7 separate regions of the Homo sapiens genome follow, and regions 1, 2, 4, 5, 6 and 7 are each linked to region 3. A link is a contact called in ENCODE Hi-C or POLR2A ChIA-PET data. All regions are on one chromosome and are shown on one strand. Each heading gives the region's core, a stretch centred on a gene start or an enhancer-like site at or near the end of the contact. The rest is flanking DNA. Distances are from core to core; before and after follow the strand shown. Region 1 holds the start of ZNF57 (zinc finger protein 57). Region 2 holds the start of SIRT6 (sirtuin 6). Region 3 holds the start of HMG20B (high mobility group 20B). Region 4 holds the start of HDGFL2 (HDGF like 2). Region 5 holds the start of SGTA (small glutamine rich tetratricopeptide repeat co-chaperone alpha). Region 6 holds the start of ZNF554 (zinc finger protein 554). Region 7 holds the start of ZNF555 (zinc finger protein 555).

Region 1 (3,875 bases), core at 702-3,201, 670 kb before region 3:
TGCCTCAGCCTCCTGAGTAGCTGGGATTACAGGCACGCGCCACCAGGCCCAGCTAATTTTTGTATTTTAGTAGAGACAGGGTTTCGCCATGTTGGCCAGGCTGGTCTTGAACTCCTGACCTCAGGTGATCCACCCACCTCAGCTTCCCAAAGTGCTGGGATTATAGGTGTGAGCCACCACGCCTGGCCTGGATTTTGTTTTTTTTTTTTTTTTTTGAGACGGAGTCTCCGTCTGTTGCCCAGGCTGGAGTGCAGTGGCGCCATCTCGGCTCACTGCAAGCTCCGTCTCCCGGGTTCAGCCATTCCCCTGCCTCAGCCTCCCGAGTAGCTGGGACTACAGGTGCCCGCCACCACGCCTGGCTAATTTTTTTGTATTTTTAGTAGAGATGGTTTCACCGTGTTAGCCAGGATGGTCTCGATCTCCTGACCTCGTGATCCACCCGCCTCGGCCTCCCAAAGTGCTGAGATTACAGGCTTGGGCCACCATGCCCGGCCCCGGATTTCTTGATCTAAAGAATGTCCGCCGGGCGCGGTAGCTCACGCCTCTAATTCCAGCACTTTGGGAGGCCGAGGCAGGCGGATCACGAGGTCAGGAGTTCAAGACCAGCTTGGCCAACATAGTGAAACCCCCGTCTCTACTAAAAATACAAAAATTAGCCGGACGTGGTGGCAGGCGCCTGTAATCTCAGCTACTCGGGAGGCTGAGGCAGGAGAATCGCTTTAACCCTGAAGGCGGAGGTTGCAGTGAGCCGAGATCACGCCACTGCACTCCAGCCGGGGCGACAGTGTGAGACTCCGTCTCAAAATAAAAAAATAAATAAAACAAAAAACAATGTCCAACAAAAAAACAAATCCAGCGAGGCCAGACAGGATAGGGGCTCCCTGGGGTCCGCCCATTTTCGGGATCAGGTGACTCGAGGTTTGGTCCTTATTTTAGTGCAGGCTCAGATGTCGGGGGCGAGCCAAAGTGCAGGGGCCTGTGGGAAGGACAGGAGGCTGGGAAACGTTTGGGTAAAAAAATCAGGACACTGGCCGTGCGCGGTGGCTCACGCCTGTAATCCCAGCACTTTGGGAGGCCGAGGCGGGCCGATCACGAGGTCAGGAGATCGAGACCATCCTGGCTAACACGGTGAAACCTCGTCTCTACTAAAAATACAAAAAAATTAGCCGGCGTGGTGGCGGGTGCCTGTGTCCCAGCTACTCGGGAGGCTGAGGTAGGAGAATGGCCTGAACCCGGGAGGCGGAGCTTGCAGTGAGCCGAGATGGCGCCACTGCACTCCAGCCTGGGCGACAGAGCGAGACTCCACCTCAAAAAAAAAAAAAAAAAAAAAAAAAAAAATCAGGACACTGACAGCACGTGCTCCAGCACGGGGCAGGGCCTCCATGGGGTCCGCGCCCACGCGGGGCAGCGCGGTGACGTCACGGCTGAGGACCCCGCCCCACGAAGGGCTCACCCCACGCGACCCACGCCGCTCGCTCGCCCCTCCCCTCCACGCAGCACTCCGGCTGCTCCGTGGGGAAACTGAGTCTGGACTTCTCGTGCCCGTTCGGGAGAAGGACGCGGGAGGCGCGGCCGAGCTGCGGGGAGAGGTTGGGCTCACCCCGGGCCAGAGCGAGTTCGCGCAAACGGGAGTGTCCACCGCTGGCGGGTCAGCCACTAGCGTTGGCTACGCGCCGGTCACTCGGGCGACAGGAGGCGGGGCGGCGCGGAAGTTATCTTCCAATCAGGTGCTCCGGGGGCGGGTCCGGAAAACTGTCCAATCAAGGCACGGGGCGGACACCGGGAAGCGGATTGCAGGTTTGCAGTAGTGTCCAATCGAAGGCCCCAGGGGTGAAGGGGGCGTGTCCAAAACGCTGTCCGCTCAGAGCGTTGAAAGGGCGGGGGCTTAGAGATTGTCCAATCAGGGCGCCGCTTCCTGAGCTCCGAGGCCCCGAGGGCGGGACGTTTCGTCCTCCCTGCCGCGCGTGCCCTGCCTACCACGAGCGGCCCGGGAGTACCTGTACCTTTCAGCTGCGCCGGCCGCGAGGCCACGGAGAGCTCGCCTTGGAGAGCCCAGGAGCAGGGGAGACATGGTGAGTGCGAGGCAGGAGCAGAGCCAGGGGACGGTCGGAGCGACGGGAACCGGCTGGAACCAGAGTCCGCCGAAGTCTGCGGCCGGGATTGGCTGAGGGACGCGCGGGGCGGCGCAGGACTAGCACCTGGGACCCGGGGACGCCATCACAGCGGCCGGGCTGGAGGACTGGGGGCAGTTTGGGGGGACGGAAGGGGCGGCAAGGAGCTTGGGGGTAACTTAGGGGGAGGCCTGGGCAGGAGGGGGGCTGGAGGTAGTTTGGGGGGACGGTAGGGGCGGTCAGGGGTCAGGGACCAGTTTGGGGGGACGGCAAGGGACGGTCAGCAGGTTGGGGATGTTACGCGTGTCCGTATAAGAGGTCACCTGAGCAGGCTTAGTGTGAGCCACAAGGCTGTTTACTCACTTGGGTGCAAGTGGGCTGAGTCTGAGAAAGGACTCAGCAAAGGGTGATGGGATTATTATTGGTTTTATTTTTTTATTTTTTTTATTTTTGGGACGGAGTCCCGCTCTGTCGCCAGGCTGGAGTGCAGTGGCGTGATCTCGGCTCACTGCAACTTCCGCCTCCCGGGTTCAAGCGATTCTCCTGCCTCAGCCTCCGGAGTAGCTGAGATTACAGGCGCCCGCCCTCACGCCCGGCTAATTTTTGTTTTTAGTAGAGACAGGGTTTCACCATGTTGGCCAGAATGGTCTCGATCTCTTGACCTTGTGATCCGCCCGCCTCGGCCTCCCAAAGTGCTGGGATTACAGGCGTGAGCCACCGCGCCCGGCAATCATTAGTCCTTATAGGTTTGGGACAGGCATCGGAGTTAGGAGCAGTTTTTTTGAGGACAGTTGGTGGGTGTTACAAAGTACATTCTCAAGGGCGGCGACGATGTTTCAAAGTACATTCACAAGGGCTTGGGGGATGTATTGTCACAAGGGCTGGGAGGAATATTACAAAGTACCTTCACAAGGGCGCGAGCGTGTATTGTCACAAGGGCGGGGTACATTCACAAGGGCGAGGAGGACGTATCGTACAAAGTACATTCACAAGGGCGGGGGAATATCACAAAGTACATTATCACAAGGGCGGGGGGCTTGACCATGGTGCGGCCAGCTCAGAGAACCTTACAGGGGACAGCTTGGGGGGATGGCAAGGGACGGCCTGGGGGTCAGAGGCAGTTTGGGGGACGACCTCAGCGGTGGGAGTTAGCTGCCCTGGGGGTTTTGTTGCAGGGTATCACTAATGCTGTGAAAGCTTTATTCGGGCAGCCGGTGTCAGTAAATGTACTGTACTGTTCTCCTGTTTGGCTTTTTTCTTCTCCTTAGTGACAATAGGAAAATGTTCAAGTGTGTTTTCTGCCTTCTGGTCCGTCAGGATAACACCTGTTTATCGTGGGGTACAGGCTAAGCATGGCCTAAGGAAGTCTCTCAGGAATATTCTGTCTCCCACCAGAATTGTAGAGAAAGTGTGCGCAGTTCCACATCTTATAGCAGCTAGAGATGGATTAAAATGTTCATAAAAATAGTAGTTTTTCAAATGCCAAAGCAATCAGACAAAAAATAATAGTTATTCTTCCATACAAGGTGCAGAGTTTGCGACAGTGTGTGATCGTGTTCCATTTCAGTTCAGCTAGACATGAGATTAATGCAAATTCTGCAAAAACCTGTAAAACTGAGGCGTGTTCCATTCTGGTTAGTTTCCAGTTTGTCACCAGGAGTATTGCTTCACTGATCCATCATCTGTTTGCTGACTGGGAAAAGCAGTTTCTGGCCATGTAAAGTCATAAAGACTGCCTTGGAACTCCCTTCCCCCACTTACACA
Region 2 (4,238 bases), core at 1-2,500, 610 kb after region 3:
GGCTTAGATGTCACTTCAGTGACAGTGATGCCTCCCTTGGCCAACTGGTTTCCATGCAACCCCTAGTCAGTCTCCCTTACTAGAAGGAGGGGTTTTTAATCTGTGTTGCTCCTGGCTGTGGCCTTAGTACCTAGAAAGTGCCTGAGCTACAGTAAGTGCTCTATAAATGTTGGTGGAATAAAGTGACTAACAGGCCGGGTATGGTGGCTCACGCCTATAATCCCAGCACTTTGGGAAGCCAAGGTGGGTGGATCACTTGAGATCAAGAGTTCAAGAGCAGACTGGCCAACATGGTGAAACCCCGCCTCTACTAAAAATACAAAAATTAGCCAGGCGTGGTGGCAGGTGCCTGTAGTCTCATCTACTCTACTCAGGAGGCTGAGGCAGGAGAATCGCTTGAACCTAGGAGGCGGAGGTTGCAGTGAGCCGAGATCGCGCCACTGCACTCCAGCCTGGGCGACAGAGAAACTCCATCTCAAAAATATAATAATAATAATAATAAAGTGACTAACAGCAGCAGTGAAGAGTGGGGCTTCTGGACGGGCGCACACCATCAGCGCTCATTAAATGCATGAGTCAGAATGCATGGGCCAGCCTTATGGAATGGGGCCATCTTCACCTCGTTTGCAGAAAGTTTGGAGATGGAGACCCAAAAGGGAAGTGACTTCCCCAAAGTCCCACAGTGCGTGGAGGGGGCAGCCGATCCCTCCACTTCCCCTCTGAGTGGCTGGAGGGATCTTTCTGGCACATTCTGTCCAGTCCCCTCGCCAGGGCAAAACCCTTCCCCATCACCCTCAGGATAAAGTGCCAACTCCCCAGCCTGGCATTTGAGCCCCGTCCTGGCCCGGCTCTGGAAACCTCCCAGGCCTAATCGTTCTCCAGGTGTGTTTATTCCCACCTCCCTTTGCGCCTGTCGTCCCCTCTTCCTGGAACTACATCCCCTCTCTCCCCGATCAGCCCCGACAGGGTGACCACAGAGTTGGGCGTGTTGGCGTCCCCCGGCGCGCAGGGGCGTCACTTCCCGCCCCTTCCTCACTGGGAAGTCCCTCCCATTGTCTAGCCTCAGTGCCCCCTGATATTCCCACAATGCCCCCCTGCCATCCGGCCGCTCCCAGCCCGCGGCCCTGGGGCGCGATGCTCGGGACCCTCAGACGCGCTCACCTCCGGGAGGCCGCACTTGCCCTTGTCCGCGTACGGCGACAGCCCCGCCGCGTAATTCACCGACATCCTCGACTGCCCCACGGGAACAATAAAGTTTCCCTTGTTGAGGCCGCTTCCGCCGGAAGCGGGGCGGGGCGGGGAAGAAGGAGGAACCGCGTTCCAGTCCTGCGCACCCGGCCTCCCACGGCAAGGCGCATGCGCCTCTTGCTGACGCCGCAGGCGACATGTTATCTGCTGTCAGAAGGAAGCCTGCCTCTTTGCATGCAGGTGTTTGCGGGGCTTGGGAAGGGGCTCCCCGATGACCCGGGCGGGAAATTGGGGCGGCCGCCTACGTGAGAGTTCTCCAGTCACCTCTAAAATGCGGGACACAGGCTATCCATGTCCCCACAACCCCTTTTACGGATTAGTAAATTCCGTAAGGACAGAGCCGGACAGCAGGGACCCCAGCCTAAGGGTTTTGAATGCCACGCAGAGTTACCTGAATATCTCATTTGTGTGTGTGTGTGTGTGTGTGTGTGTGTGTGTGACGGAGCCTCGCTCTGTTGCCCAGGCTGGAGTGCAGTGGCGCAATCTCGGTTCACTGCAACCTCCGCCTCTTGGGTTCAAGCGATTCTCCTGCCTCAGCCTCCCTAGTAGCTGGGATTACAGGCGCCCGCCACCACACCCAGCAAATTTTTGTATTTTTTAGTAGAGACGGGGTTTCTCCATGTTGGTCAGGCTGGTCCCGAACTCCTGACCTCAGGTGATCTGACCGCCTCGGCCTCCCAAAGTGCTGGGATTACAGGCGTGAGCCACTGCGTCCGGCCAAGTTATCTGAGTATCATCCAACTGGAGGTTCTGCATTCTGCAGGACAGGTCCTGCTCAAGGTCAATGGGGCTGGTGGCCTGGAGGACTCATTTAAGAATCATGTGTTGAGTACCTACTTTGTACTGGGCACACTGGAGAGCAAAGGTGGTACCATCTATGCCCTGGTGGCTGCGGGTGGACACAAACATGTGACCAGGTAATGGTGACATGGTGTGGTTGGGGTGCAATGGGTGATGCAGAGGGCACAGGGCAGTGAGGGGGCTCACAGGAGGCACCTGACCCAGGCTGGGGGCATCCGGGAGGGCTTCCTGGAGGAGGGGATGTTGCAGCAAAGATCTAAAAAGTGAGTGAGCCGGGCGCAGTGGCTCACACCTGTAATCCCAGCACTTTGGGAGGCCAAGGCAGGTGGATCACCTGAGATTGGGAGTTCGAGACCACCCTGACCAACATGGAGAAACCCCGTCTCTACTAAAAATACAAAATTAGCTGGGTGTGGTGGCCTGTAATCGCAGCTGCTCGGGAGGCTGAGGCAGGAGAATTGCTTGAACCCAGGAGGCGGAGATTGCGGTGAGCCGGAGATCGCGCCATTGCACTCCAGCCTGGGCAACAAGCATGAAACTCCGTCTCAAAAATAAATAAATAAATAAATAAAGAGTGCATGAGTCAGGTAGAGCCGGTTGGGGTGACATGAAGTACAGAAAGAATGTTCCTGGTGGGGGGAACAGCAAGTGCAAAGGCTGAGAAAGAGGAAGAGCATGGCTCCTTCCAGAAACTGAAATCAGTCCAGTGATGATAGGGAAGATCGTGGGTGTCTTCCCGCCAGAGCCAGTTGGCCAACAGGCAGTCCGCTGCCAGCCTGTCTCCTCCCTCGGCTCATCCCCGGCCCCCTGGGGCGGCCGCCTGCTCAGAGCCGATCAGGTGTCAGAGTGGAGCGGCTGGAGCTGCTCGTGGCCCAGCTGGGAGTGGGTAACCGGAGCCGGCAGTGGGCACTGTGGCCGGGAGCTCGGGGCACTGGAGCTGCAGGAGGTAGGGGAGGAAGGAGGTGGGAGAGGCCCAGGACGGAGGATCCCCTTATGGCCCCAGGCCCCTGAGCCCTTGTATGTGGGAGAAAGAAGCCGTGCTGAGTCCTAGCCAGGCTGCGGAGCTACCCAGGTACCCTGACACACACATGCACTCGTTCACCCACGCACTTCCCACTTGCCGGCCTGTGCCCTGCCTAGCTTCCTCCAAGGCAGGTGCTCAACATCCCACCCGGCCATCAGGCCCTTCTTATTTACCATCACCTCTTCCAGCAAGCAGCTTCCTAAATTTAGCAGGCGTTTCTCCCTCCCCCAAGCCCACGGATTGTCTTCTCCCAAGCAGCCTGTGAACTCCTCTGTTGGGTGTCTTATTACCCCCTGCTTTGGGTGTGATTGAATCCTCCAGTCAGAGGTAGAAGAAAAAAGGGTAGGTAGTGAGTGAATGGGCACCGGTGGAGGGGTAGATGAATGGATGGGTGGGTGGATGGATGGGGGGCGAATAGGTGGATTGGTGGTTTGGTAGATGGGTGAATGGGTAGATGTATGGATGGATGGGTGGATGGATGAATGGGTGGGTGATTGGGCAAATGGATGGAGGGATGGATAAGTGGATGGATGGATGGATGGAAGGATCCATGGATGGACTGGTGGGTGGGTGGATGGATGCACTGGTGGGTGGGTGGGTGGATGGATGGATTGGTGGTTGGGTGGGTGGATGGAGGGATGGATAAGTGGATGGATGAGTGGATGGGTGGGTGGGTGGATGGGTGGATGGGTGTGTGATTGGGTGGGCAGATGGGTGGATGGATGGATGCTTGGGCAGATGGATGGATGGGTGGTTGGGTGGATGGATGAAGGGATGGATAAGTGGATGGATGGGTGGATGAGTGGATGGATGAATGGTGGGAGTTGGTAGGTGTTTGGGTGGGTGGATGGATGTGTGGGTGAAATCTGATTAAAGGGTGATGAAGAACCATGAGAACATGAATTGGGTGGGTGGGTTTGTGGGTGGTGGCCAGTGGGTGGTTATACAGTGCTTAGGTGGGAGGATGGATGTCCAGGTGAGTGCATAGGTGGTAAATGCGTGGAAGGGTGGCTTGGAGAATTCACGAGTAGATAGGTGGACAGGTAGAGGCCATGCCAACCCCTACTCCTTGGTAAGAGGCAAATACAGATTCTCCATCACAGAAATCCCTTTCACACATAGGGCCTCACAGTCACACCCCTCAAAAAACACACCCCCTCAAGAT
Region 3 (3,935 bases), core at 1,436-3,935:
GCCACCTGAGGTCAGGAGTTCAAGACCAGCCTAGCCAACATGGTGAAACCCTGTCTCTACTAAAAAAAAAAAAAAAAAAAAAATTAGCCGAGCGTGGTGGCGGATGTCTGTAATCCTAGCTACTTGGGAGGCTGAGGCAGGAGAATCGTTTGAACCCGGGAAGCAGAGGTTGCAGTGAGCCGAGATGGTGCCACTGCACTCCAGCCTGGGCGGCAGAGCAAGACTCCATCTCAAAAAAATAAAATAAAATAAAATAAAATAAATAAACAAAATAAAATAAATGTTCAATTAAATTGTTATTGACTATGGCCGGGAGGGGTGGCTCCACACCCAGCCTCACCTAGACTATTTTTAAGTGAGCAGAGAGACACAGGGGAGGCCTGGGAGGTCAGAGAGCTGATTAAGCAACAGAGCCAGGTCTGGCGTGTGGAACCGTCCAGATTCCAGGGCCAGCTCCTCTTCCTCAGCCCCGGGCTGCATCTTAGGACAATGGGCTTATTGAGACTTAACTCACATATAATGCACCCATTTAGAGCATACAATTCCATGGTTTGTAATATATTTCCAGAGTCACGCAGCCATCACTGAAATCAAATTGTAAAATACTTTCATCACCCAAATGAAAACCGCATCCCTCTCAGTGGTCATTCCCCACCCACTGGCACCCACACGTCCCCCTCCTGTCTCTGTGGATGGGCCTTTCCTGAACATTCTGATCACACACTGTGTGACCTTTGTGTCTGGCGTCTCTCACTGAGTGTGATGTCTTCTAGGTACATCCATGCTGTGACTTGTGTCAGAGACTCGCTCCTTTTTTTTATGGCTGATAATATTCTTTTTTTTTTTTTTTGAGACGTAGTCTTGCTCTGTTGCCCAGGCTGGAGTGCAGTGGCACAATCTTGGCTCACTGCAACCTCTGCCTCCCAGTTCATGGGATCCTCCTGCCTCAGCCTCCCATGTAGCTGGGATTACAGGCGTGCACCACCACGCCTGGCTAGTTTTTGTATTTTTAATAGAACTGGAGTTTCACCATGTTGGCCAGGCTGGTCTCGAACTCCTGACCTCAAGTGATCCGCCTGCCTCCCAAAGTGCTGGGATTACAGGCGTGAGCCACTGCGCCCGGCCCATGGCGGATAATATTCTGTTGTAAGGATATATCCCGTCATCGATCCATGCATCATTAGCAGACGTTTGAGTTGTTTTCACTTTTTGGCTATTATGAATCACGCTGCTACCGACGCTTGTGTACACGCTTTTGTTTGAACACCTGTTTTCAGTTGTCTGGAGTATATTCCTAGGAGTGAACTGCTGAATTGCATGGTGATTCCACATTTATTTAACCCTTTGAGGAAATGCCAGTCTGTTTTCCAAAGCAGCTGCATCTGCCTCCTAGACATCTGAAGGATTCAATGAATGTGTATTGAGCATCCACCATGGGCAATGCTGTGAACCAAACAGGCAGGCCACAGGGAGAAGCCGACTTATGGAGGCAAAAAAAAAATCAGAGAAGGCCTGGCTGAGCAAGTGACATTTAAGCGGACTTGAGGAAGAGGAAGTGGGCCGGGCGTGGGGGCTCACGTCTGTAATCCCACCACTTTGGGAGGCCGAGGCGGGTGGATCACGAGGTCAGGAGTTCAAGACCAGCCTGGCCAAGATGGTGAAACCCTGTCTCTACTAAAAATACAAAAATTAGCCGGGCGTGGTGGCAGGCGCGTGTAATCCCAGCTACTCGGGAGGGTGAGGCAGAGAATTGCTTGAACCCGGGAGGCAGAGGTTGCAGTGAGCCGAGATCCAGCCACTGCACTCCACCCTGGACGACAGGGTGAGACTCCGTCTCAAAAACAAAAGAGGAGGTGAGCAGCCCCAACTTGGGCCAGAAGCCTAGACTGCTGCTGGGAGGTCCCTGATCCACCAGAGCGGAGCCTCCTGACCCATCCTCACGAAGTCCTTGCCATCTCCCTTCACCACCATCTTTCCCCAAACACTTCCAGCCCAGCTCCCAACCCCACCCCCTGCCTGACCCACACCCAGTTCTCAGCTTCCCAGCATCCCAGTCTCTCTGTCCTGGATATCGTGTGATGTCCCCGTTGCACAGGGGGGAAAGCCGAGACCCCAGAGGGAGAGCAGCCCCTATGGCCAGAAGCCCTCGGATCCGGACGTCGGGGGCTCTAAACTGAGTAAATACATAGGAAACTTCTCCGCTAGGTTTTGCAGGATGTTAAGAACAGGTCCCACCTTGCCTAGGGCTGGGGACTGCCTCGCAGGACCTTAACCCTAGCAACCCACCTCCGTCCCCATGGCAACCGGGGCGGGGCCCGACCCGGATCCGCCGGTCGCCCCATCCGGCAGCGGCTGGGAGTCTTGCCTTCAGAGAGGGAGGAGGAGTCCGCGCCTCTCCTACTGGCCCTTTAAGAGGCTCCGCCCGGCAAGTCCGCCACTCGCTCCCGATTGGTCCCGAGCGCGGCCGAGCGCAGCCGAACTTGACGCACCGCCCGCAGCCTTCCTTACCAACCTCCCACGCGACTCAGCAACCTCCCCAACCAATCGCCGGCCGGCGCGCCGATCGGTATCTGCATGGGCTCGCCCGGGGGGAAGGTCTCACCCAATGGGACCGTTCGCCGAGGCCTTCATTAGCATGCCGGGGGCGGGGAGGGGCGGGGCGGCCGACGGGGGCGGGCTGCGGGCGGTTGGTTGGAGCGTCGCGCAGTCGGGAGGTCCGGGAAAGTTTCTTTGGAGGTGAAAACAGCCGCGGAACTCCGGGCCCTGAGAGGGGGCGGGGGTGCAGGGGTCCCAGGGCCGGGCCGGGGTCTTTCCTGGCCCGGGGGAAACCGGCCCAGGCCTCCCGGGGGGGGCAATCGCCCAACAAAGGATTCTTGGGGCGCCCGCCCTCGAGGACTTCCCTGCCCCTGGATCCGGCCCCCCCAGCGCTCCGGGCCCGGCATCCCGGGGCTCTCCATCGCGGGGTACCCCAGTTCGCGGTCTGCCATCGGGCAGCCCGGGCGCTACTCACCTCCGCCCGCGTCCGTGTTCCAGGTCCGGCCCGGAGCGGCCATGTCCCACGGCCCCAAGCAGCCCGGCGCGGCCGCCGCGTGAGTGCACTGATCCCCTCCCCACGCCCTCGCTACTTTCCCGGCTGCAGCCCTAGCTCCTGAACCCCTGACCCAGTCCCTCCCGCCGGAGTCTTGACTCCCCCACCTGGGTCAGGGGGCTTCTCCCTCCACCCAATTCTGCACCCCCCACCTCGGCCTCCAGTCCCTCCCAGGAGCCCCGCTTGTCCCACCTTCCCCGGATACTGACCCCATCAGACCCTGCCTCCTCGGGCTCATGCACTCTCGCTGCAGCCCCGCCGTCGGGGGTCAAAACGCCCTGGGGTGGGCTTTTGGGGGAGGGGAGATTCTTGGGACGGGGCTGACCGCGGTATCCTTGGCTCCAGGCCGGCGGGCGGCAAGGCTCCGGGCCAGCATGGGGGCTTCGTGGTGACTGTCAAGCAAGAGCGCGGCGAGGGTCCACGCGCGGGCGAGAAGGGGTCCCACGAGGAGGAGGTGAGAGTCCCTGCGCTGAGCTGGGGGAGGCCCCGGGCTCCCGCCCCAGCCTCGAAGCCCCGCCCCAGGCTGGATTTGAATTGCTTGTGGCTCCGCCCACAGCCCATTTTCCTCTGGAAGCTGAGACCCCGCCCCGTGCCAGCTGCCACGCCCCTGACAGGTCCTCTGCCACTCTAAGTCCAGGCCCCGCCCACCGCACAATGCCAGCTCTGCCCACTCTAAGGTCCCGCCCACTTCCACTCCTTGGGGGCGGCACCCTCCCCTTGGTCCTGTGGGCCCGTTCTCCAGCAGAAAACCACGCCCACCAAGCAGAGGCCACGCCCACAACCGAAGTCAACGCCAACCCTGTACTCAAACCTCGGCCCATAGTTCCTCAGATCCCCTCACCCCTGG
Region 4 (4,226 bases), core at 1,555-4,054, 900 kb after region 3:
GCTCAAGCGAATTTTCCACCTCAGTCGTGCTGGGATTACTGGTGTGAGATGCCATGCCAGGCCTTACGTTTCAGTTTTAAAGAAATGGTCTTTGTTGATCCATATTTCACATGCATAGGGATGTTTTTTGAGAATAAAATACTCTCTTTGTATCCTCTGATCAGATCCCCCCAATAGTTTCCCAAGAAGTTAAAATAAAACCCAAACTTCTCATTTATGTTTGTAATGTATTGTGATAGGTCCTCTACGGACCCCTCCAGCCCTCCAGCTTTATCTGTTTCCCCTACTCACACACAGTCATCCTAGGATCAGATGGGTTTTTTGTTGTTGCTGTTGTTGTTCTTGTTTTTGCTTGTTTGCTTTTTCTTTTCTTTTCTTTTTTTTTTTGAATCAAAGTCTCGCTCTGTCACCCAGGCTGGAGTGCAGTGGCATGATCTTGGCTCACTGCAACCTCCGCTTCCCGGGTTCAAGTGATTCTCGTGCCTCAGCCTCCCGAGTAGCTGGAATTACAGGCGCCTGCCACCACGCCTGGCTAATTTTTTGTATTTTTAGTAGAGATGCGGTTTCACCATGTTGGCCAGGGTGGTCTCAAACTCCTGACTTCAAGTGATCTACCCGCCTCGGCCTCTCAAAGTGTTGGGATTACAGGCGTGAGCCACCGCGCCCGGTCTCGTTTGTTTTTTGCAACGGAGTCTCGCTCTGTCACCCAGGTTGTAGTGTAACGGCGTGATCTCGGCTCACTGCACCCTCCGCCTCCCAGGTTCAAGTGATTATCCTGCCTCAGCCTCCCAAGTAGCTAGGAGTATAGGCGCCCACCACCACGCCCGGCTAATTTTTGTATTTTTTCTAGAGATGGGATTTCACCATGTTGGCCAGGCTGGTCTCGTACTCCTGACCTTAAGTGAGGATCAGACGCTTGTTTTTGCTCTTCCCTCTGCTCCTCATGCCCTCCCAGGGCTCGCCTCACTATCATGTCCAACTTCTATTCATTCTCCCAGTGTCTGGTTAAACTCACTTCATCCAGTAACCCTCTGTGATCCCCCAGGAGAGAAGAAGTCGTCTCCATTATTCAGCTTTTTTTCCTCAAGCACCCTGGTTCATTTTAGTTCTTACCATGGATCCTAATTACAAAAAACAAAACAAAACACAGCAACATCAACAAATTTTAAAACTTAACATTTCTTGGCCCTGTTATACTTGATTCCTGGAAGGTAGAGTTTTGTTTTTTGTTTTTGTTTTTTTTTTGAGACAGAGTCTCGCGCTGTCGCCCAGGCTGGAGTGCAGTGGCACGATCTCGGCTCACTGCAAGCTCCGCCTCCCGGGGTCAGGCCATTCTCCTGCCTCAGCCTCCCTAGTAGCTGGGACTACAGGCGCCTGCCACCACGCCTAGCTATTTTTTTTGTATTTTTAGTCGAGACGGGGTTTCACTATGTTAGCCAGGATGGTCTCGATCTCCTGACCTCGTGATCCACCCACCTCGGCCTCCCAAAGTGCTGGGATTACAGGCGTGAGCCACCACGCCCTGCCGGAAGGTAGAGTTATAGCTTTTTTTTTTCTGCTCTGTCACCCAGTCTGGAGTGCAGTGGCGCGATCTCGGCTTACTGCAACCCCCCGCTCCTGGGTTCGAGTGATTCTCCTGCCTCAGCTTCCTGAGTAGCTGGTATAGGTGCGTGCCACCACGCCCAGCTAATTTTTGTATTTTTAGTAGAGACGGGGTTTCACCATGTTGGCCAGGCTTGGTCTCAAACTCCTGACCTCGTGATCCGCCCGCTTCGTCCTCTCAAAGTGCCGGGGTTACAGCCGTGAGCCATCGCGTCCGGCCGAGTTATAGCTTCTAATACTTCCTGTATTTCCTGTTGCCGGGCTCAGTCTAGAGCAGGGTCCTCACAATCATTATGGGCCCCATCTTCCAAGTGCAGAGAGCGAAGCCCAGGACAATCAAGTGACTCGGCCCCACGGTATTCAGTACATTTTTCTTGAATGAATGAATAGGTCTGTGTGGCGTTTTGGGGCCCTGGCATATAGTAGGTACTCAGTTAAGTTTTTAACTAAGTGAAGAAATAACTATTTTGTGCATTTTGTGGCTGTTTATACTAAGAGCTCCCCCGGAGCCTGCCCCTTCCTCTAAGTCCCGCCTCCTCGAGCTGGCAATCGCCCGTCCCTGTTTTATGTTGTATCGCTCTTCTTTCGATAGCCAATGGCCGACGTTCCCGCTGAAGCCCCGCCTCTTGTGATGGCCAATGCCTGCTCCCTACCTTGAGGCGCTTCTCTTGTGGTATCCAATGGCTTGCATATCTACTTTAAGCCTCTCCTCCTGAGCGGGAGAGGCTGTCAATGACCCGCCCATTGCGTTAAGTGATTGGCCTTCTTTTCTGCGGTATCCAATGTTCTGCCCTCCTTATATCCCCTTCTCTTGTGGAGGTCTATGTCCTGCCTCTTTCCCTTAAGCTCCACCCCTTCACTCCCTTAGAGCGTCTGTTCGTCTCCTCCCACCTTTCCCTTTCACCTCCCATAACCTCCCATTAGAGTCTCTGGGTTACGCCCCTTGGGTCTGTCCGTTATCCAATCCCGTTAACTGCTGTGCTCCAACCTCTGTTCTTATTGGTCGCCTCCCTTCTCTGTCCCCTGCACGTGGTCCTGATCGACGGCTTTGCCGGCCCGTGACGGCCGGAGGGCTGAACTTCCGTTGGCGCAACGCCCAATAAGCGCGCGTCGGCAGGCTGCCCAGACAGCCTCCCCCGCCCCCTCGGCGTCCCGCTCCCGCCCCCGGCTTCGCCTCCCGCTGCCGCCGCCGCCGCCGCCGCAGCCGCTACCGCCGCTGCAGCCGCTTTCCGCGGCCTGGGCCTCTCGCCGTCAGCATGCCACACGCCTTCAAGCCCGGGGACTTGGTGTTCGCTAAGATGAAGGGCTACCCTCACTGGCCTGCCAGGGTGAGGCCGCGCGGGAGATGGGGCCGGTGGGGGGGGGGGGGGGGGCAGCGGGGGCCCCGGGCCGGAGGCGGGCACTGGAGGGCCGGGGTTGTCCTGGGCCTGAAGGAGCTGCGCCCCGGGGGTCTGGGGTTCATGGGGTCTGGGGGTGTCCGAGACCCGCAGCGGCCCCGCCCTGGGGGTCTGGGGGTCCTGGGCCGCAGGGAGCTGCGCCCTAGGGGTCTGGGGTTGTCCGGGGCCTGCCGGAGCCGCGCCCCGGGGTCTAGGGATCCTGGGCCTCAGGGAGCCCCGCCCTCGGGGCCTGGGGGTCCTGGGCTGCAGGGAGCCGCGTTCTTGTGGTCTGGTGGTGTTCGGATCCTGCAGGACCCGCCGTCTGGGCCTGCAGGAGCCCCTCCCGGGGTCTGGGGGTCCTCGGCCTCAGGGAGCTGCGTCCTGGGGTTCTGGGGGTGTCCAAGCCCTGCAGGAGCCGCGCCCCGGGGTCTGGGGGCCCTGGGCCTCAGGGGGCCGCGCCTAGGGGTTCTGAGGGTGTCTGCGGCCTGAGAGACTCTCGCCCTTGGTGTATGAGGGTTTTGGGGCTCAGAGAGTCGCTCCCTGGGAGTCTGGGGGTATCCTGGGCCCGAGGGAGTCGCACCTTGGGGGTTTGGGGGTGTTTGGGGCCTGAAAGAGCCGCGCGCCGACGGTCTGGGGGTCCCGGGCCCGAGGAAGCGGTGCCCTGGGGGTCTGGGGCCTGATAAATTCTCACTCTGGGGGAATGGCGGTCCTGGACCTGAGGGAGCTGCGCCGTGGGGATCTGGGGGGTGTCCAGGGCCTGAAGGAGCTGCGGCGCCAATGGTCTGGGGGTCCTGGGCCTGAGGAAGCTGCGCTCTGGGGGTCTGGGGCTTCTGTGCCTGAGGGAGCTGCACCATGGGGATCTGGGGTTGCCCTGGCCCAGAGGGAGCCACGCCTCGTGTGTCTGGGGGTGTCCAGGGTGCCTCAGGGAGCCGTGCGCAGGGTGTCTGGGAGGGTCTGGGACCTGAGGGACCCTCACCTGAGGGCCTGGGGATCCCAGGCCTGAGGGCTCAAGGTTCAAGTTTGAGCAGAACTGCGGAACTTGAGATTTGGGGTCAGATATGGGGGCTGAAGCACTCCCTTGTGGGTCCTGGAGAAGCCCAGTTTTGAGGGGCTGGGGGGCCGAGGGCCATGTGCTAGGGGTCCAGGGTTGGAGGAGGCAGTCAGGGGGGAAGGTTGAGGGTCAAGGCTAAGGGAAGCTGGGACCTCTGAGTGAGGGGCTGGGGGTGGGGGAATGGGGCTCGGGGCTCT
Region 5 (4,002 bases), core at 1,131-3,630, 790 kb before region 3:
TGGGCAACACAGTGAAACCCCATCTCTAAAACAAAATACAAAAATTAGCTGGGTGTAGTAGTGCATACCTGTAGTCCCAGCTACTCAGGAGGCTGAGGTGGGAGGGCCTGAGCCTGGGAGGTCGAGGCTGCAGTGAGCAGAGATTGTGCCACTGCACTCCAGCCTGGGCGACAGAGCAAGACCCTATCTCAAACCACCCCTTTGTTCCTTCAGCCTGTACTGAGCACTTCCTACCAGAGCCACTGTTGGGTCTTGGCATAAAAAAGAAAAAATGTAGAATTGAGTAAGACGACAGCTCTCAAGGATCCTCCAATCTGGGGCAGAGCTCACCCGCATTTGGAATCATTCACCCTTCTAGGAAGATTTAATTATAAACCTCAGCTCAAATCCTTGGCGTGCTTACAGCTTTCCAGGCACCCAGTTAAGTGCTGTACATGCGATAGCTTATTTTAGGGGTCAGCAAAGGTTTTTCTGAAAAGGGCCAGATTGTCTTCAGCTCTGCAGGCGTTAAGTTCCCTATGGCAACTGTTCAACTGTGCCTTCTTAGCTCGAAATCAACTACAGGTAACGCATAAACCAAGGAGTGTGGCTGTGTTCCTACAAACCTTCATTCACAAAAACAGGCCAGAGGTGGATTTGGCCTTCTGGTCAGTTTGCTGATACCTTGCCTGGTTTAATCCTCACACACCTGAGGTGGTTACTATTATAATCCCCATTCCACAGAAGAAAAACTGAGGCTTGGAAAGATGGGGACCACCCGAGACCACCCAGCTCCGAGGATGAAAATGAGGAGTTCTGAACCCAGGCAGTCTGACTTGAGAAGCTAAACTCCAAAGTACCCATTTCTCTCTGCACGAAATTGGGTGCACACACAAAACTTTGTACACGATTTCCCGGGCCCACACAGTCCCAGCTGCCCATGCTGGTGAAGAATCACTGATCTAGGGTAGATTTTTTTTTTTTATTTTTGACAGGGTCTCGCTCTGTCGCCCAGGCTGGAGTGCAGTGGCATGATGTTGGGTCACTGCAACCTCTGCCTCCTGGGTTCAAGGGATTCTCCTGCCTCAGCCTCCTGAGTAGCTGGGATTACAGGTGCACACCACCATGCCCAGCTAATTTTCATATTTTCAGTAGAGACGGGGTTTCACCACGTTGGCTAGGCTGGTCTTGAACTCCTGACCTCAGGTCATCAGCCCGTATGGTAGGGTTTTTAAAGCATTATTGACATTTAAAGCTGGATCATTTTCTGGGGTGAGGCCGTCCTGGGTACTGCAGGGTGCCGAGCAGCAACCCTGGCCTCCACCAACTCCAAACCAGGGGGTCCCCCAAATCATGACAAGCACAAATGTCACCAAGAATCCCTGGGGCACAGAATTGTTCCTGGTTGAGAACCACTGGTCAAGGGAGGGAAAAGGCAGACAAAAGGAATAATCAGAGACAGAAACAAAAGAAAATGGGACAATCATTCAACCTCTGAAGGGCACACTACACTGCAATTTTCTGGCACCTAATAACAAAAACAGCTATTCTCAAGCCAGCTCTCTCTTATCAAGTTCCAGGCACCTGATCAAATAATTGAATGTGGGTTTATCCTCATAATGACCCTCCGAGGCATCTGCTTTTACAACTCGTTTGCGAAAGAAGGAACAGTTTGCTCAGAGAGGGAAGGCGACTCACCCAGGTTTACACAGCGGGTGGGAGGTGGTGGTGGACGGTCCTGAATCCCAGATTTCCCCCACCTCTAGCACGATATGCAGAAGAAGACTCTAAACATGATATAAGACGAACGCCTGCTAATTCTTTGGAGTTCTCAGATTCCGCTGGACCCTGCGGCTCTCCTTCTCCTAGGCAGGGACTTTTGAACAACGCCCGTTTTACAGAGGGGAAAACTGAGGCTCCGAGAAGCCAAGAGGCTGGGCAAGGTCACCCAGGTAGGGACTGGCGGCGCTGGAACCAGAGTTCCGACTTCAGTCCCCACAAACGGGGGTCCCTGAGTCACAGGGACGACGTTTCCAGGCGGTTAATAAGAGCGGAACGGCAGCGAACACCCAGCGAGCGCTCACTACATGCGGGGCGCCTTCCCCTCCCGCCGTCCTCGCCACCAGGCCGCGGACCAGCATTTCCAGGACCTGGGGCCTGGGGAAGGGAGATCAGGGCTCGAAGGGCCTGCCCGATGGCGCCCGGCCTCAGTTTCCCCTCCGCACCGCCTACTCACAGGACCCCGCGGGTCGCGGTGACCCTGGCCTCACGATCCCCAAACTCTTACGAGCTTTGGGGCCCCGTGGGCCCCGAGCCGCAGACCCCAGACCCACCAGGCTCAGCGCAGTGCCCCTCACTCACCTCTCAGGCGACCGATCCCCGACCCACCGACGGTTGCGCTTGCGCACCGCGGTGCCGCCCGGCCCCGGCCCCAGGGCGCGACGCCTGCGCAAAAGAAAGGCGCCCGGAGTTGCTTCCCTTCTGCACAGGCGCGTTAATGATGGAGGCGGGCGTGGAAGGAAGTGACGCAACGTAGAGGCGGGAACCAGCTGGTTGTTAGGGCAACTGACCTCTGCGACCTAATGGAGGCCGGAAATCGGGTCTGGTTTGCCCTCTAGAGCGGGAATGAAGCGGTGCACGGTGGAACAGTGGCTGACTCCAGCCGGTCGCCGAGCTGACCACGTGGTGCTGGGCCGGCCACGTGGTGCAGCCGCGTTTGGACACCTGGACTCCAGAGCGTCACAGCTGCGCAATGAATGGGAGTCAGTGTTACCCGCTTACTATCTTTGTTCATTTATTCACCCACCCATCTACTCACCCACAAATGCATTCTTTCATGCAGTGTGAGACGTTTGTGAGTATAGAGCCATTTGTAGACAGCAGGTGCCTAATATTCATTCAATATTTATTGCAAAGCAGCCATAAAAACCAGCAAAGTGTCTACTCTCATTATTTTGCATTGGGGTAGACGGACTATAAACTAATAAACTAGTACATAAATAGAGAAACAAATTTCACAGCAAACACTAAGAAAAAAAAAATGAAGGTAGTGTGATTGTCACTGGGAGCTAAGTCGCATGGGATGGGTAGGAAAGATCATCCTTTACATTTGGATTTCAAGGATAGGAAAGTCCAAACGGACCCCAGGCACAGGGAACAGCGAAAATGAACGCCGATGTAAAATTAATCTTGGTGTTGCTCAAGACATGTGATGAGACATTTCCAAGGACGACAGAAAACTGATCACCATCTAAGTTACAGTTGCCAGAAATGTTCTCCCAATTCATTTTCGTCCTACTCAAAATACATGCACGATTAATGGCGTGGATTATTTTAATTTCTTTTGCAGAAATAAAGGAGGTGAGGCCGGCCGTGGTGGCTCACGCCTGTAATCCCAGCACTTTGGGAGGCCAGGGGGCAGATCACTTGATGTCAGGAGTTCGAGACCAGCCTGGCCAACACGGTGAAACCCTGTATCTACTAAAAATGCAAAAATTAGCCGGGCGTGGTGCGGGCATTTGTAGTCCCAGCTACTCGGGACGCTGAGACAGGAGAATCGCTTGAACCCGAGAGGCAGAGGTTGCAGCGAGCCGAGATCGCGCCATTGCACTCCAGCCTGGGCGACTGAGCGAGACTCCCTCCAGCCCCTCCAAAGCAAAAGAAAACAAAACAAAAACAAAAAAAGGGAAGAAAGGAGGTCGGTTGTTTTGGTTTTTGCCAGTTTAATTGTAGTACATTGTTTTTTCTGGGTGCCCTAACAGTTCAAGACAGATGGTTCAAGATGTTTTTTGTTTTAACCCACAACACTGCATGTAGGTCAGGCTACTGCACTGTTCCACAACACCTGTTATTTGACATGAATCCGTTTACTTGCTTTTGTTTCTGACAAAAAAAAAAAAAAAAAAAAAAACTTGGCCCGGCGCGGTGGCTCACACCTGTAATCCCAGCACTTTGGGAGGCCGAGGCGGGCGGATCACGAGGTCAAGAGATCAAGACCATCCTGGCCAACATGGTGAAACCCCC
Region 6 (3,972 bases), core at 622-3,121, 750 kb before region 3:
GAGCAGGTGACAAGGGTGACTAAGGTCAGAGCAGGTGACCAAGGATGACTAAGGTCAGAGCAGGTGACAAGGGTGACTAAGAACAGAGCAGGTGACCAAGGATAACTAAGGTCAGAGCAGGTGACAAGGGTGACTAAGGTCAGAGCAGGTGACCAAGGATAACTAAGGTCAGAGCAGGTGACCAAGGATGACTAAGGTCAGAGCAGGTGACAAGGGTGACTAAGAACAGAGCAGGTGACCAAGGATAACTAAGGTCAGAGCAGGTGACAAGGGTGACTAAGAACAGAGCAGGTGACCAAGGATGACTAAGGTCAGAGCAGGTGACCAAGGATAACTAAGGTCAGAGCAGGTGACAAGGGTGACTAAGAACAGAGCAGGTGACCAAGGATAACTAAGGTCAGAGCAGGTGACAAGGGTGACTAAGAACAGAGCAGGTGACCAAGGATAACTAAGGTCAGAGCAGGTGACAAGGATGACTAAGGTCAGAGCAGGTGACCAAGGATGACTAAGGTCAGAGCAGGTGACCAAGGATGACTAAGGTCAGAGCAGGTGACAAGGATGACTAAGGTCAGAGCAGGTGACCAAGGATGACTAAGGTCAGAGCAGGTGACCAAGGGTGACTAAGGTCAGAGCAGGTGATAGGGGCTAGGAGGGGTTGTTTACTGAAACTAGGGGCAAGGAAACGAAAAGAACGAGGAAGTTAAAGTTTAAAATGAAGAACAAAGAATAGGTGGCCGGGCGCGGTGGCTCACGCCTGTAATCCCAGCACTTTGGGAGGCTGAGGCAGGCGGATCACGAGGTCAGGAGATCGAGACCATCCTGGCTAACACGGTGAAACTCCGTCTCTACTAAAAATACAAAAAAATTAGCCGGGCGTGGTGGCGGGCGCCTGTGGTCCCAGCTGCTTGGGAGGCTGAGGCAGGAGAATGGCGTGAACCTGGGAGGCGGAGCTTGCAGTGAGCCGAGATCGCGCCGCTGCACTCCAGCCTGGGCGACAGAGCGAGACTCCATCTCAAAAAAAAAAAAAAAAAGAACAGGGGAGCTGAATATACGGAAACATTGGTTCTTTGGAGAGGAGCTCATAACTGATTGTACTTAACAATTTACAGGCTAAAACCTTTGAAGAGGAATTTGTTGTATCCTACAACAGTATATTAATTATAGTAGTTTTACTATTTTAATTTCTCATAAATAACAATCAGTAGAATATTAAATAAATATTTAAACAATAATTTAATTTGGCTGGGCGTGGTGGCTCACGCCTGTAATCCCAGCACTTTGGGAGGCCAAGGCGGGCAGATCACTGGAAGTCAGGAGTTCGAGACCAGCCTGGCCAACATGGTGAAACCGCGTCGCTACCAAAAATATAAAAAATTAGCCGAGTGTGGTTGTGCACGCCCGTAATCCCAGCTACTTGGGAGACTGAGGCAGGATAATCGCTTGAACCCGAGGGGGCGGAGGTTTCAGTGACCTGAGATCATGCCATTGCACTCCAGCCTGGGCGACAAGAGCGAAACTCAGTCTCAAAAACAAACAACAATTACTTAAGCAATCATTTTAATAAGTATGTAATACATTATACGTTTATATAACTTGCTTAATAAATAATAGTAGTTATTAATATCCAATGGCAAGCCGCCGGGAAACGACGGAGCTGGGATTTGAGGATTGGCTCCGCGAACCCCACAACACCCGGGGACTCCAGCGAACCACACGGGGTGGATCCAACAGCCGCAGGGGCATCGTGGTCCTGCGGAGACGCCGCCCGCCCGGAGGCGGCGCTGTGACCCAGGTTGGAGAGTCAGGAGCCCAGCGCCGCGCTGCGGGGCCTGCTGGGACTTGTAGTTCGCAGGTTCGGGGTGCGCAGGCGCAGTGCCGAGTTTACCTCTGCGCGCGTCGGGGTTGGTGGCGGCGGCTGCGGCGAGTTCCTGAGGGGCGCCTGCGGGGGGCGTCCGCTCCGAGCGCCGAGGAGCCGAGCGGAGGAGGCGTCCCAGGGACACGCAGGGGAGGCCGGCCGGCCTGCACGGGGCGCTCCCGCCTCGGGGGCCCTGTCTGGCGCCTCAGCGCGCGCCCCGATGGTCACCTGCGCCCACCTGGGCCGGCGCGCGCGGCTCCCGGCAGCTCAGCCGTAAGTGCCGCCGCCTCCCGCGCCGCGACCTCCGTGCCGGGCCTGCCGGGGCTCTGGTGGGGCTGGGTCTGGCGGGGCCGGGTGGCCGGGGCATGACCCTGTCGCGATAGGGTCCCCACGGGAGGGTCGGGAGCCGGCAGCTCGCCCAGGGCCCCAACGCCCAGGATGGCACGGTCTGCCCTTGCCCTGTGAAAACGCCCCTGGGTGAGAGACGCATAAGCTTTCCGAGGCCCAGCCTGCAAGGAGAGGGAGAAGACGCATTGACTCTACCCTAAAGGCAGAGAGGGGCTGCCACGCTCGCACTGCAGTGAGGCCACATCAGAGGGTCTGAGCGAGGGGCGGTCCTGCCCTCCAGGGGACACCGGGCGATGTCTGGGGACGTCTGTGGTTGTCATAACTGGGGGCAGTTCCTGGCATGGAGTAGGTGGAGGCCAGGGATGCAACTCAGCACCCTGCCCAGCCCAGAGAATGACCCAGGCTCCAGTGTCCACAGCGCCCTGAGGGAGAGACCTCACTTATACGTTAGCACCGCTGTCCTGGTGATAAGACAGCAAGGGTCCTTTTTTTTTTTTTTTTGAGACGGAGTCTGGAGTGCAATGGCATGATCTCGGCTCACTGCAACCTCCGCCTCCCGGGTTCAAGCCATTGTCCTGCCTCAGCCTCCCAAGTAGCTGGGATTACAGGCGTATGCCACCACGCCCGGCTAATTTTTGCATTTTTAGTAGAGACGGGGTTTCACCATGTTGGCCAGGCTGGTCTCGAACTCCCACCTCAGGTGATCCACCCGCCTCAGCCTCCCAAAGTGCTGGGATTACAGGCGTGAGCCACCGCGCAGCTGCAAGGGTCTATTCTGTTTATACCCACCACCCATGTTGAGGAATGAGGGAGGCAGCTGACCTTTCTGCTGCTCTAGCAACCCCAACCTCCCTGAACTCTCCCCTACCCAAACAGGTTGGTTTCTTTTTCTTCTTCTTTTTTTTTTCTTGAGACAGTCTCGCCCTATTGCCCAGGCTGGAGTGCAGTTGCACGATCTCGGCTCACTGCATCCACCTCGTGGGTTCAAGTGATTCTCCTGCCTCAGCCTCCCAAGTAGCTGGGATTACAGGTGCACGCCACCCCGCCTGGCTAATTTTTATATTTTTAGTAGATACAGAGTTTCTCCATGTTGGCCAGCCAGGCTGGTATCGAACTCCTGACCTCAGGTGATCCACCTACCTCGGCCTCCCAAAGTGACCACTGCGCCCGGCGCCTTTGGTTCTTACATGAGCCTCCTGGAGCTGCTGTGACAATGCACCACAAACCAGGGGGCAGGGGGAGGCTTGAAATTTATTCTCTCACAAGTCTGGAGGCCAGAAGCCCAACATGAAGATGTGGTGGGGCCGTGGTGCTTCTGAAGGCTCTGGCGGGAGGATCTTCTCTGTCTCTTCCAGCTTCTGGGGGTGGCCTGCCATAGTTGGTGTCCCTTGGCTTGGGGCCACATCACTCCAAGCTCTGCCTGCATCATCATGTGGCCTTCTTCCCTGTGTCTCTTTCTCCTTTTTTGTTTTTATTTTTATTTTTTGAGATGGGGTCTCGGTCTGTCACCTGGCTGGAGTGCAGTGGCACGATCTCGGCTCACTGCAATCTCTACCCCACAGGATCAAGCAATTCTGCCTCAGCCTCTCGAGTAGCTGGGATTACAGGTGCACGCCACCACACCCAGCTAATTTTTGTATTTTTAGTAGAGACGGGGGTTTTGCCATGTTGGCCAGGCTGGTCTCGAACTCCTGACCTCGTGGTCTGCCCGCCTTGGCCTTTCAAAATGCTGGGATTACAGACGTGAGTCACCTAGTCCAGCTGTCTCT
Region 7 (4,109 bases), core at 822-3,321, 730 kb before region 3:
GCTGAGGTACGATAATCACTTGAACCCGGGAGGTGGAGTTTACAGTGAGTCGGGATCCTGCCATTGCACTCCAGCCTGGGTGACAGAGCAAGACTGAAAAAACCAAAAATTTAAAAAAAAAACACTTCCCTCCTAAGGTTCAATCCAATTCATTTAAACTTTTGCGTGTTTTTCTTATATCAGTTAAAATAGGGATTCAATATCCTTAGAAATATAGCCTTTTCTGTTTTAAATATAACATCTAAAAATTGTAGTAAAATACAAATAACAAATATTTACCATGTTCATCATTTTTAAGTCTAAAGTTCAGTGGCGTTAGATACGTTCCTGTTGTGCAATATTATAGACTTCCTTTTTTTTTTTTTTTTTTTTTTGAGACGGAGTCTTGCTGTGTCCCCCAGGCTGGAGTGCAGTGGAATGATCTTGACTCACTGCAACCTCTGCCTCCCTGGGTTCAAGCGATTCTTTTTGTTTTTGTTGTTGTTGTTTGTTTGTTTGTTTGTTTTTGAGACGGAGTCTCGCTTTGTCACCCAGGCTGGAGTGGTGGAGTGCAGTGGCGCGATCTCGGCTCACTGCAACCTCTGCCTCCCGGGTTCACGCCATTCTCCCGCCTCAGCCTCCCGAGTAGCTGGGACTACAGGCACCCGCCACCAGGCCTGGCTAATTTTTTTGTATTTTTTAGTAGAGACGGGGTTTCACCGTGTTAGCCAGGATGGTCTCGATCTCCTGACCTCGTGATCCGCCCGCCTCGGCCTCCCAAAGTGCTGGGATTACAGGCGTGAGCCACCGTGCCCGGCCTCAAGCGATTCTCTTGCCTCAGCCTCCCTAGCTGGGATTACAGGTGCGCGCCACCACGCCCGGCTAATTTTGTATTTTTAGTAGAGACAGGGTTTTGCCATGTTGGGCAGGCTGGTCTTGAACTCCTGACCTCAGGTGATCCGCCCGCCTCGGCCTCCCAAAGTGCTGGGATTACAGGCGTGAGCCACAGCGCCCGGCCAGCTTTTCAATCTTCCAAATTTTGGGGGGATGTACTTAAAAAAATGATCTGAAAACATTTTCCTTAGAGTTTAAAATATGAACTTGAGAGTTTTTTTGTTTTTTAATATGGAGTCTCACTCTGTCGCCCAGGCTAGACTGCAGTGGGGCGATCTCGGGTCACTACAACCTCCACCTCTCGGGTTCAAGCAATTCTCCTGCCCCAGCATCCCCAGTAGCTGAGATTACAGGCGCCCGGCACCACGCCGGGCTGATTTCTGTATTTTTAGTAGAGAAAGGGTTTCACCATATTGGCCACGATGGTCTCAAACTCCTGAACTCAGATGATCCGTCCACCTCGGTCTCCCAAAGTGCTGGGATTACAGGCGTGAGCCACTGCGCCCAGCCAAATGTGAGGGTTTTAATGAACATCTCATATCTTCTGGTTGATTTGAGCAAAGCTCCTGCCCCCTGCCAGGCTTTGGGTTCGGCCTCCCCCAGACCGGGTCTCCGGATTCGCAGCCCCCTGGGCGGGGTCTCCATGTCGCCCGCAGCGCGATGACGTCACGTCTGCGGGTCCCGCCCCCACGTAGGTCTCGGCCCTTCGGACCCGGCGCCCAGCCCCCGTTCGCCCTGCCAGGCCCGGGCCGCCCGCTTGCATCCACCTCCTGTCCGGACAAGGGGTCGCCTCGTGAGGAAACTAGTCTGGAGTTCCCACGCCCGTCCCGGAGGAGGACGCGGGCGGGGCGCCCGAACTGCGGGGAGAGGGCGATTCCGCCCCGGGCTGAAACCAGTTCGCCCAGAAGCCAGTGTCCCCGCAGGGCGGGACAGCCACGCGTGTTCGCAACGCTCCCGTCACTCACCGGCAGGGGGTGGGCCCTAGGGAACTACCCAGTCAGGACGGGCGGGGGCGGGGCCGAGACAAGTATCCAATGAGGGACGCCCAATCGGAATCCGGGGAACTGCCCAATTTACAGCGCCAGGGGACGGACTGGGGAATTCTCCAATCAGAGTCGCCGACGTTGGCAGCACTGTCCAATCAGAAGCGCGGCTTCCCGAGCTCTGTCTAATCAGGCCCCTGGGACGGGACGCCTCTGTCCTAGCCGTGAGTGCCCCGCCTGCCCCTAGCGGTCCCTGGCGTCCCGGTTCCTGTCGCGCTCACCTGCGCCGGTAGCGAAGAAATCGCCCCGGGACATGGTGAGTGTGGCGCAGGAGAGGATCCCGGTGCGGGGCAGCAGGAACCGGCGACCGCCCGAGACCGCGGCTTGGGGGGAGCTGAGGGACGCGGGGGGCGGCCCCGGCGAGGGCGGCGCAGGACGGGAGCCTGGGCCCCGGGGGTCCCGCCCGGCCCCGCCTCCCGCGCTGAGGTCGCGGCTAGGGCGCTCCGAGCTCCGGGTCCCCGCCCGCCTCTGGCCCCAAGGCTGCAGAGCGGGGAGCGGCGCCCGGAGCCCGACTCCGTCCCCGTCGTCCCGGGGTCCCCGCGTCCCTGCGCTCCCGACCCCCCACGCCCCGCCCGGGGCCGCGACGCCTCGGAGCGTTTCGCTGCGGCTTCGGGACCCCCGGGCCGCGGGAGGCAGAGTCGCCCGAGACCCCGAGGTGCGGTCCAGGCTCCCCCGGGACCCGCCCTGGGGCCGACGCCGCGGTGCCTCCTGGGGTGCGGGTCCCTGGTCGGTGCCGCCTCCGCTCGCGCTCCCGCGGCTCAGCTCCTTGGAGGCCCCGCGCCTCCGGCCGCGGTCTCTGGGGGACCCTGGGTTCCTCCCGGGACAGCCCGGGAGCGGTGGGGCCTCGGCGGGGGCGGAGACGCCCCCACCTGCAAAGGCAGCCCCTGGGGCGTGCGAGGTTTCCTCCCCTGAGTCCCGGTTTTCCTTCTTGAGGACTTCTTGTCCCCTCTGACCCCAAGATGCCTGGGGTAGGTAAGGGGAAAAAAAACAAGGGTTCCTGGTCCCTGGGCTCTCACACACAAGGAAGAAAAGTAACTGAAAAGACTAGAGAAACAAGGGAGAGCGAGGACCCCAAAAGCAAACGCACGCAGACCCACAGCGGGGACGCCCGGGAGGCTGGTGCATTAGTGTCCTCGGACTGCTGTAGCAACTGACTGCAAACGAGGGGGCTAAAACCACGGAAATATATTCTTTCACGGTTCCCTAGAAAGTGTGGATTTGAAGACGTTTCTCAGTTCTGTTTTGAGTACTAGCAATGGGATTCCTTGCTGAGGCAACACCTGAGTTGGGGGTGGGAGGGCGTCCGTCGTGGTAGCCTGGCCAGACTTGACCCCTCCCTGGGTTTGTCACTGTGAAAAGATTTTCCTTTTTTCGAGTCAGCAGTTTTTAGGAAGTGAAACGTACATTTAATTAGTAGAAGTTGGAAGATAAAATATTTCCAGGCCGGGCGCGGTGGCTCAAGCCTGTCATCCCAGCACTGTGACAGGCCGAGGGGAGCAGATTACTTGAGGTCAGGAGTTGGGGACCAGCCTGGCCAACATGGAGAAACCCCGTCTCTGCTAGAAATACAAAAATTAGCTGGGCGTGGTGGCGGGTGCCTGTAGTCCCAGCTACTCGGGAGGCTGAGGCGGGAAAATCACTTGAACGCAGAAGGCGGAGGTTGCGGTGAGCTGAGAACGCGCCATTGCACTCCAGCCTGGGTGACAGAGCGAGACTCCGTCTCAAAAAAAAAAAAAAACTTCCAACGGGGTGAATTTCAGGAAAAAAATTAAAATCTGTGTCTTACATTCCATTTGTTAAACATTCCCTGGAGTGTGTGTCGTTTCTCAGATCTGTTATTTTCTGTTTTCTTTTATTACTATTATTTTTTTGGGAGCTCTGTTGCCCATGCTGGAGTGCACTGGTGCGATCACAGCTCACTGCAGCCTCCACCTCCTGGGCTCAAGCAATCTTCCTGCCTCAGCCTTCTGAACACAGGGACTCCAGGTGTGTGCCGCCATGCCTAAGCTTTTGTATTTTTTTGTTTCTAGGGATGGGGTCTCATTCTGTTACCCAGGCTGGTCTCGAACTCCTGAGCTCAGGTGATTCTCCCTCCTCGACCAGCCTTGTTCTTTTCTTTTGAATGACAATAAATAGGATTCCAGGGCCTAAACTTCAAAATGTTACTGGGGAGAAGAGTCTCAGAGAAACAGA

What was found. A loop is a pair of places that touch in the nucleus more often than their neighbours do. ChIA-PET counts read pairs that join two places held with the same protein, here RNA polymerase II (POLR2A). Pooled maps may share reads with other maps.
Region 1: a loop to region 3 is called in a pooled map, with 6 times the contacts of the local background. The contact joins the promoter of ZNF57 here to the promoter of HMG20B in region 3. A Hi-C loop is called at or near these places in 2 of 50 pooled maps. POLR2A ChIA-PET finds 5 or more read pairs at or near these places in 2 of 52 experiments (T-cell and activated T-cell).
Region 2: a pooled map shows a loop between it and region 3 (19-fold over the local background). The contact joins the promoter of SIRT6 here to the promoter of HMG20B in region 3. A Hi-C loop is called at or near these places in 1 of 37 single-sample maps with no recorded cell type and 11 of 50 pooled maps. POLR2A ChIA-PET finds 5 or more read pairs at or near these places in 1 of 52 experiments (WTC11).
Region 4: a map with no recorded cell type shows a loop between it and region 3 (9-fold over the local background). The contact joins the promoter of HDGFL2 here to the promoter of HMG20B in region 3. A Hi-C loop is called at or near these places in 1 of 37 single-sample maps with no recorded cell type and 8 of 50 pooled maps. POLR2A ChIA-PET finds 5 or more read pairs at or near these places in 1 of 52 experiments (HepG2).
Region 5: a pooled map shows a loop between it and region 3 (10-fold over the local background). The contact joins the promoter of SGTA here to the promoter of HMG20B in region 3. A Hi-C loop is called at or near these places in 2 of 37 single-sample maps with no recorded cell type and 7 of 50 pooled maps.
Region 6: a pooled map shows a loop between it and region 3 (11-fold over the local background). The contact joins the promoter of ZNF554 here to the promoter of HMG20B in region 3. A Hi-C loop is called at or near these places in 5 of 50 pooled maps. POLR2A ChIA-PET finds 5 or more read pairs at or near these places in 2 of 52 experiments (HCT116 and MCF 10A).
Region 7: a loop to region 3 is called in a pooled map, with 8 times the contacts of the local background. The contact joins the promoter of ZNF555 here to the promoter of HMG20B in region 3. A Hi-C loop is called at or near these places in 5 of 50 pooled maps.

What each region holds. Positions count from the first base shown.
Region 1 is chr19:2,898,977-2,902,851 of GRCh38, forward strand. It overlaps ZNF57 (zinc finger protein 57), which reads left to right and starts at 1,952. Exons shown (of 4, transcript NM_173480.3): 1 at 1,952-2,072. The coding sequence starts at 2,070. RefSeq lists a silencer at 1,340-1,389 and enhancers at 1,569-2,140, 2,000-2,149.
Region 2 is chr19:4,181,313-4,185,550 of GRCh38, forward strand. It overlaps SIRT6 (sirtuin 6), which reads right to left and starts at 1,251. Exons shown (of 8, transcript NM_016539.4): 1 at 1,162-1,251. The coding sequence starts at 1,227. ANKRD24 (ankyrin repeat domain 24) reads left to right here and starts at 1,377. Exons shown (of 22, transcript NM_001393985.1): 1 at 1,377-1,428. RefSeq lists enhancers at 1,225-1,314, 1,385-1,434.
Region 3 is chr19:3,570,259-3,574,193 of GRCh38, forward strand. HMG20B (high mobility group 20B) reads left to right here and starts at 2,686. Exons shown (of 10, transcript NM_006339.3): 1 at 2,686-2,736; 2 at 3,034-3,089; 3 at 3,434-3,542. The coding sequence starts at 3,052. LOC124904618 (a long non-coding RNA gene) reads right to left here and starts at 3,559. Exons shown (of 2, transcript XR_007067101.1): 1 at 2,287-3,559; 2 at 529-1,397. RefSeq lists enhancers at 1,332-1,900, 1,901-2,468, 2,363-2,452 and silencers at 2,633-2,772, 2,793-2,842, 2,863-2,952.
Region 4 is chr19:4,469,493-4,473,718 of GRCh38, forward strand. It overlaps HDGFL2 (HDGF like 2), which reads left to right and starts at 2,805. Exons shown (of 16, transcript NM_001001520.3): 1 at 2,805-2,930. The coding sequence starts at 2,859. RefSeq lists enhancers at 1,451-1,620, 1,881-2,230 and silencers at 2,731-2,910, 2,941-3,000.
Region 5 is chr19:2,780,893-2,784,894 of GRCh38, forward strand. It overlaps SGTA (small glutamine rich tetratricopeptide repeat co-chaperone alpha), which reads right to left and starts at 2,381. Exons shown (of 12, transcript NM_003021.4): 1 at 2,341-2,381. RefSeq lists enhancers at 1,147-1,246, 2,743-2,812 and a silencer at 2,303-2,352.
Region 6 is chr19:2,817,997-2,821,968 of GRCh38, forward strand. It overlaps ZNF554 (zinc finger protein 554), which reads left to right and starts at 1,872. Exons shown (of 5, transcript NM_001102651.2): 1 at 1,872-2,128. The coding sequence starts at 2,076. RefSeq lists a silencer at 1,911-2,350 and an enhancer at 2,283-2,976.
Region 7 is chr19:2,839,404-2,843,512 of GRCh38, forward strand. ZNF555 (zinc finger protein 555) reads left to right here and starts at 2,072. Exons shown (of 4, transcript NM_152791.5): 1 at 2,072-2,172. The coding sequence starts at 2,170. RefSeq lists silencers at 1,533-1,642, 1,653-1,842, 2,063-2,362, 2,403-2,452.